3 separate regions of the Homo sapiens genome follow, and regions 1 and 2 are each linked to region 3. The links are chromatin loops, found by intact Hi-C in ENCODE. Cell type or tissue: endothelial cell of umbilical vein. All regions are shown on one strand. Region 1 has its middle 8.3 kb from the start of WIPF1. Region 2 overlaps GPR155 (G protein-coupled receptor 155). Region 3 has its middle 76 kb from the start of CHRNA1.

Region 1 (2,500 bases), 82 kb after region 3:
GCGATCTCGGCTCACTGCAACCTCCGCCTCCTGGGTTCACTCCATTCTCCTACCTCAGCCTCCCGAGTAGCTGGGATTACAGGCGCCCGCCACCACGCCCAGCTAATTTTTTGTATTTTTAATAGAGACGGGGTTTCACCGTGTTAGCCAGGATGGTCTCGATCTCCTGCCCTCGTGATCCGCCTGCCTCAGCCTCCCAAAGGAGAGGTGGAACCTTTAAGAGATGATTAGGTCCTGAGTGCTCTGCCCTTATAAATGAATTAATGTCCTTATCATGGGACTAGGTTAGTTATCACAAGAGTGGGTTCTTGATAAAAGGATGAATTCTGTTTCCTTCCTTCCCTGCCTCTCATTGTGCATGCTCTCTTGCCTTCAGCCATGGTAATGACACGGCAAGAAGGCCCTCACCAGATGTGGCCCCTCGACCTTGGACTTCTCAGCATCCAGAACCGTATCTGGCCTTTTCATAAATTACTCAGTCGCCAGTATTCTGTTACAGCAGCACAAAACAGACTAAGGCAATGTATTTTTTCTGAGCCCTTAATTTAAAACTTCTTTACTGCAGTATCTCTTCACATGTGGTACTAGAAGTGTTAGCACTAAGACCTCGGGGAAGAGAAGCCAATTTAGCTCTTCTACTGGCCACAAATCCAACAATACCTAGTCAATTCCTTGTTTTAAGAGATGGCTTCAAGCAGAATAAACTCTTCCTAAGAATTTATAACTATAAAGCGCAGAGTTGGCTCTAGGTGGACCAAGACTTTTCCGGGACTGACATTGATTGAACATCTGTTAAGTGTCATTCAGGCATCCTGCCAGCATAAAAGATGAGTAAGATGGGGCCTGCGTGTCAGGCCCTCACTGTCTAGAGTTGTGTTGCCCAGTGTGGTAGTGGCTCTGGAGCACTTGAAGTGCTGCCAGTAGTAAAGTAAACACCAGTTTCTGAAGACTTCTTGTGAAAAAAAGAGTATAAAATACCTAATTCATAGTTCTTTTCAAATGTTTAGTACATGTTATAATGATACTATTTGGGGGGATTTTCATTGGTTTTTTTGATACTATTTTTGAAGTAGTGTGTTAAAAGAAAATATTACAATCTCACCTATTTACTTTTACTATTTCTAACATAGCTCGTAGAAAATATAGAATTGCACACGTAACTCAAATTATATTTCTACTGAACAGTGCTGATCTAGAAAAAAGGGTCTGTTCTTTTGTTGGTTGGACTTTTATTTTTACTTTTTTATTGCCACTAATAATGGGTGTTCAGATTTTGAGAGTTTACTCCTTTTCTGGGAAGAACCACTTGTTCTTTGACCATTGTAGGGGAGCCCTCATTCTATCCAGTTTCTCCAAGAGCAAAAGAAATTATTTTGAGAAGTAAAAGGTAACTTCTGTAACTCTGTAAGTTACCTCTACAAGTCTGAGCATTTTTACACTAGATTAAGCAAACCTCTTTAACAGCCTCTAGTGGATAAGGAAGGGAATGAGCCACAAGTCTTTTTTTTTTAATGCTTTTTGTTATGGAAACATTTTAAATATATATGAAAAGTAGACAGAACTGTGTAACAAACTGCTGTGTACTCCTCACCCAGCTTCAAGAATGGCTATTTCATGATCAATTTTGTTTCATTTGTACCCCTACCCACTTTCCCTCCTTTTCTATATTACTTTGGAAACAAGCCCAGGCATCATATTTCATCCACAAATATTTCAGTATATATCTCTAAAAGTTAGGGATTCTTTGTAAAATACAATATAACCACAGTAACATTATCACACCTAACAATTATCAATATCTTAATATCATTAAATATCTGAACAATATCCAAATTTCCAATTGCCTCATTTTTGTTTTTTAGTTTATTTGACTCAGGATCCAAGTAACATCTACACGTTGCCTTTTGTTTGTTTGTTTGTTTGACACAGAGTCTTGCTCTGTCGCCCAGGCTGGAATGCAGTGGCGTAATCTCGGCTCACTGTAACCTCCGCCTTCCGGGTTCAAGCAATTCTCCTGCCTTAGCCTCCTGAGTAGCTGGGATTACAGGTGCGCACCACCCCACCACGCCCAGCTAATTTTTGTATTTTTGGTAGGGACAGGGTTTCACCATGTTGGTCAGATTGGTCTCGAACTCCTGATATTGTGATCCGCCTGCCTCTGCCTCCCAAAGTGCTGGGATTACAGGCGCGAGCCCCTGCGCTGGCCCACATGTTGCTTTTGATTGCTGTACCTCTTGAGTCTCAGGCTCCCCTCGCTCTTACTGCATTGGCTTCATGCTCAGTCTCCACGTCTATAATGTGGGTATAATACTGCCATTCCAGCCCCACACCTCTAATGTGGATAACATACTACCAATTCAGCCCCACACACCTTAGAATAAGTCTCACTACATCTCCTTGGTTCAAAAGTAGTCTCTGAACCAGTCACTGCAGCCAGGGAACCCAAGGCTTTAATTAGCCAGGGCTGGTCACTTTCCATTCCTGGAGTCAGAGTAGAGTT
Region 2 (2,500 bases), 230 kb after region 3:
TAATCTCTACACCTTAGGAAACACTGGTCTAATTTAAATCCTTCATTTTGCAAACTGAGAAATAGGCCCAAAAAGATAGACTGATTTAGGCAGGAGCTCTCACAGCTTCAGTGAGACATCCAGGGCTAGCTGGATTCTGCCTGTTTGTATATAGTTCTTTTCACAAGGCAGGAGTGATGCACATTAGAATTTTAAAGACTGCCTTTGCTACTGTAACAAAGATGGCACCCTTTTGTGATTGGTTACTTGTTTCCCTGGCACTGCAACTACACAGTGTACAAATGGATTGAGGGAGGAAAAGTGGTAAAGAAAACCAATTCTCAAGGACCTCAATGTCAATTTATATTAAATCTAGCACAGTGTTATTTAATCTGGACAATCTTAAATCTAGGTATGTATTCTTTATATACAGCTAATATGCAATTCTAAAACCAAAGCAAATTCACAGATTCTATTCAAACAAAACTACAAACCCAGTAATTCTAATTAGCAACATTAATTAACATGACAAAGGATCTTGTTTTGCTAATGTAAATCATAGCTTGAAACATAAAATGGAACTCACTGCTATGGCTTTTTTGCCTTGCCTTTACTTCCATATGTGGGGTTTTGACCTTGTTATCTCACTGATATTCTTTCTTCAAACTACCATTTCATTTGGACTGTGCGTTGTAATATCATTTGGCCTTCACTTGACTCAAACTTAATATAAAACCCATTGTAAGCTCTGGCCAGGCACAGTGGCTCATGCCTGTAATCCCAACACTTTGGGAGATCCAGGCAGGAGGATCGCTTGAGGCCAGTAGTTCGAGACTAGCCTGGGCAATATAGTAAGACCCTCTCTCTATAAAAAATTTGAAAATTAGCTTTGCATGCTGGTACATGCCTGTAGTCCCAGCTACTCAGGAGGCTGAGGCAGGAGGATCCCTTGAGCCCAGAATTTTGAGCAGTAATTGTGCTACTGTACCCCAACCTGGTTAACAAAGTGAGACCCCCATCTCTAAAATAAAATAAAAATAAACCCAATGTAAATTCTGAAATCATGAGACTGCATGTTGGTTGCAAGGTGGATACACAGCTGACTACCACTGAAAAAAAAAAAAGAAAGAAAAAAAAAAGACTTAAAATTTCTCATAGAAATTCCCAGATCCTGAAGAATATGTCTTAGGTACCCTAGGGGTCCACAAATCTGAGTTTGAGAAACTGATTCAAGAAACAAAGAATTTAGCTTGTGTCAAAAGGCCAGGTTTCTAGTCTCACTCTGCCCTCTGCTGGCTGTATGACTTGGGCAAACCCTCATTTCCACATCTAAGGTGCTCATTTAAAAATAGAGGTCCCTTTCAACTTTAAAGTTCTAAGATCCTATAACTATGTAGAATTTATTAAATAAAATGTTACTTGCATACATAATTACATATAAGTTGTAAGGAAAGTTCAAGAACTTCAAAACATTTGTGTTTGTATTAAATTCAGAGTGTGTTTGTATTAAGTGCTATCATTACACTTAGGGCGTTTTCTAAAAACATAACCTGGGTAAGAGTTGCCCATACTTCTTAGCACCAGAAGAGGGGGATGTTTTTATTTTTAGAATTGTCCTGTATTCAATTAAAAAATGTTTTTCAGCTGGGCATAATGGCTTATGCCTATAATTCCAGAACTTTGGGAGGCCAAGGCAGGTGGATCACTTGAGGCCAGCAGTTCAAGACCAGCATGGGCAACATGGTGAAACCCATCTCTACTAAAAATACAAAATTAGCCTGACATGGTGGTGCACACCTGTAATCCCAGCTACTTGTTTGGCTAAGGCATGAAAATTGCTTGAACCCGGGAGGCAGAGGTTGCAGTGAACCAAGATCATGCCACTGAACTCCAGCCTGGGCAACGGAGTAAGACTCTGTCTAAAGAAAAAAAAAATGTTTTTCAGTTATACTTAGATTCCAAACACATGAATCAAAACAATAAAATGATTAGGGCTTTTGGAGAGAAATACTTCTCCAGACGCAGTGGCTCATGCCTGTAATCCCAGCACTTTGGGAGGCAGAAGTGGGAGGATCCACTGAGCTCAGGAGTTCAAGACCAGCTAGGGCAACATAGTATGACTCTGTCTCTACAAAAAAAAATTCTTATTTAGCCAGGCATGGTGGCATGTGGCTGTGGTCCCAGCTACTCAGGAGGCTGAGGTGGAAGGATCACTTGAACCCTGGAGGTCAAGGCTGCAGGGAGCTGTGATCACACCTCTGCACTCCAGCCTGGGCAACAGAGTGAGACCCTATCCAAAAAACAAACAACAAAAACCAGAGAGAAAATAAAATAAATCCTCACAGATAAAAAGAATTGAGTAAAGAAACAATATATGAGGGAAACAATGAATGATTTTGAATTAAAACTTGTTTCAAAATATTGAGGATAGCATTTATTTAGAAGGAAGAAATTCTAAAGCAAAAACCACACACTACTATGAAATAAGCTTGGTTTAAAAAAATAAAAAGGAAATAAAGTT
Region 3 (2,500 bases):
TAATGGCCCCCTGCCGTTCTAGCTCTGCAGCGTGGCACCATCCCTTGTTCCTTTCCCTACACTCCTTTGTAAACAATTTCTTTACTAAGCCTTCCTATAGCACCTCATTTGAGAAGCTTTCTGTTTCCTGATGGAGACTGCCTGCCAAACAATCCAAACAGTAGCTTTAGTTAGCCACTTTTTGGTTCCTAATGTGATGCTAACAGGAACATGGGTGAGAGTACTGGACAATGATGATGATAGTCATGGTAGCAACAAAAACAATGAACTTTTCTTGAGTGTTTATTAAAGTCAGACACTATTTGTATTAGTTGACATGCATTAACTTACTTTCGGCCCACGACCCCTTAGTGAAGAGCAAGGAAGGAAGCCTCTAAGATGACCTCAATCACCAGGGCGAGCTGATATTCATATTTATGTGCCACACTCTTACCTTAAGTGTGGGTTGTATTTAGAGACTTGCTTCTAATGAGTAGAATACAGCACAGTGATGTGATGTCACTTTCAAGTTAGGTTACAAAAAGACTGTGGCTTCCATCTCACGTGTCCCCTCTTGCTCAGTCACTCTGAGGGAAAACAGTTGCCATGTTGTGAGCTGCCCCAGGGAGACATCCACATGGCAAGGAACTGCTCTCTCCAGCCAACAGCCAGTGAAGACCTGAATGTTGAAACAGCCATGCAAGTGAACTGGAAAGTAGCTCATCCTCCAGTCAAGCCTTGAGACTTGGCTGGCACCTTGACTGCAGCCTTGTGAGAGATCCTGAACCAAAAACACCCAGCTTAGTTACCAGATTCCTAACCCACAGACACTAGGAGACAATAAGTGTGTAAGTCACAAGTTTTAGAGTAGTTTGTTACACAGCAACACAAAATGAATACAAAGGGGGGTGCCATTATTATTGTCCTCATTACAGATACAGAAACTAAGGCTTAGATACCTGCCCTAGGTCACACTGGAAATCAAAAAGGCAAGATTGGTAGCCAGACAACCTCACTGAGCACTGATGCTCTTAACCATTGCGCATGAAACAGTCTATGAGGGAATTTCTTTATAAGAATTAGCTACTTCCGTTTTTGTATATTGTCATTGGAAGTACAGGCTGCTACCAACATTTTGGAGAGCAATTTAGTAGTATCTATCAAAAAGTGCAAACACTTCCATCTTGCAATTCTGACTACCTAATGGAAGTTACTTCTGTGAGTCAGGATACTAAGAAGAATGTAGATGCATGAGCATTTAAGAGCACGAGTGTTTATTATGAATTTTTAAAAGACATATAACTGGAAGTAACATAAATGTCCACTAAGAGGCGCTTTGGTTGAATTATGACACATTATACAGTAAAAGACTATGCAGTTCTTAAAAAAGAATGAGGTTGATTTATATTTAGAGAAATGGAAAGACAACCCTTGTTACCTGTGGTAGGCAGAATTCTAAGATTTTCATCCCCTGGTGTATGCACACTTTCTCTCACTTGTTCAGTCAAACACTGATCTAGATGCTGCCGTGAAGGGATTTTGTAGATGTGATTGGAGCTGCATTTAAGATAGGGAGATTATCTTCAATGGGCCTAGCATAATCAGCTGAGACCTTAAAAGGAACTAGGCTCTTCCAGGCAAAAGAGACTAGAAGTATGAGAGGGATTCCACATGAGGGAGATTCTCTGTTGCTGGCTATGAAGACGAAAGCCATGTTGCAAGGAATGCAGGTGGCTTCTAGGAGCTGAGAGCAGTCCCACAGGTGACAGCCAACAAGGTAACAGGGTCCTCAGTCCCACTACCATAAGGAATTGAATTCACAGGGGCCAGTGACCTGAATGAGCTTGGAAGTGGATTATTTTCTCCAGCACCTCCACATAAGAACTCAGCCCACCTGTGATACCTGTGAACTGAATCACACCATGTCCTGACTTCTACAGAGCCATGAAATAATAAATGGATGTTGTCTTGAGCTGCTAAATTTATGGTAATTTGTTACACAGCAACAGGAAATGAATGCAATAGATTATTTAGCGGAAAAAGAAAAATAAATTAGAAGAAGATGATGTACAATATAATCACATTCACCTGGCTTTCATTAAATATTTGTTGATGAAGAAAAATAAAAATACATAGAAAAAAAGACACAGGGAAGAATATATACCCTACCATTAGTGGTTATCTCTGGTGAATGGGATTGCAGGAGACTCACTTTCTATATTTTATGCTTATGGAATATTTGAATTGTTTAGAATGAGAACTATTTTTAGTAAGGGAAGAAAATGATAAAGTGAAAATATTTACTAAATTTGCTATCTCAGACTAAAGTTTAAATTTTATCTTGTTCAACTCTTACTGTCTTAAGTCTTTTTTTGGAATACGGTGTAGTGTAAATAAGTAAAATATCTAGCTCTCAAGAGCTCAGTCCTTTCAGTTTTGGATATATCTATTAAATATATGCTGAGCATTTTTTAGGTGCAAAGCAGCTTCCTTCCTTCCTTCCTTCCCAACACATCCTGAT

Evidence for each region. A loop is a pair of places that touch in the nucleus more often than their neighbours do. Peaks named below come from ENCODE experiments on the same cell type or tissue, not always from the same donor. Only the 100,000 strongest peaks of a DNase experiment are listed, where the experiment ranks them.
Region 1: a loop joins it to region 3, with 8 times the contacts of the local background. A loop is called at or near these places in 52 of 110 quality-filtered maps.
Region 2: it touches region 3 in a loop (12-fold over the local background); 92 of 110 quality-filtered maps call a loop at or near these places.

What each region holds. Positions count from the first base shown.
Region 1 is chr2:174,604,860-174,607,359 of GRCh38, reverse strand. It overlaps a transcript of WIPF1 not described here. Among named protein-coding and RNA genes, the nearest start is that of WIPF1, 8.3 kb to the right of the region's middle. RefSeq lists enhancers at 589-678, 689-738, 1,654-2,153, 2,154-2,500. In endothelial cell of umbilical vein, a CTCF peak has its summit at 1,492; no DNase peak of the experiment used is centred here.
Region 2 is chr2:174,461,730-174,464,229 of GRCh38, reverse strand. All of the region lies in intron 7 of GPR155 (G protein-coupled receptor 155), which reads left to right. Among named protein-coding and RNA genes, the nearest start is that of GPR155, 24 kb to the left of the region's middle. In endothelial cell of umbilical vein, a CTCF peak has its summit at 1,278 (motif pointing left); a DNase peak (open chromatin) is centred at 1,269.
Region 3 is chr2:174,687,078-174,689,577 of GRCh38, reverse strand. No RefSeq gene overlaps it. Among named protein-coding and RNA genes, the nearest start is that of CHRNA1, 76 kb to the left of the region's middle. In endothelial cell of umbilical vein, no CTCF peak of the experiment used is centred here; a DNase peak (open chromatin) is centred at 1,307; H3K27me3 peaks cover 246 bases.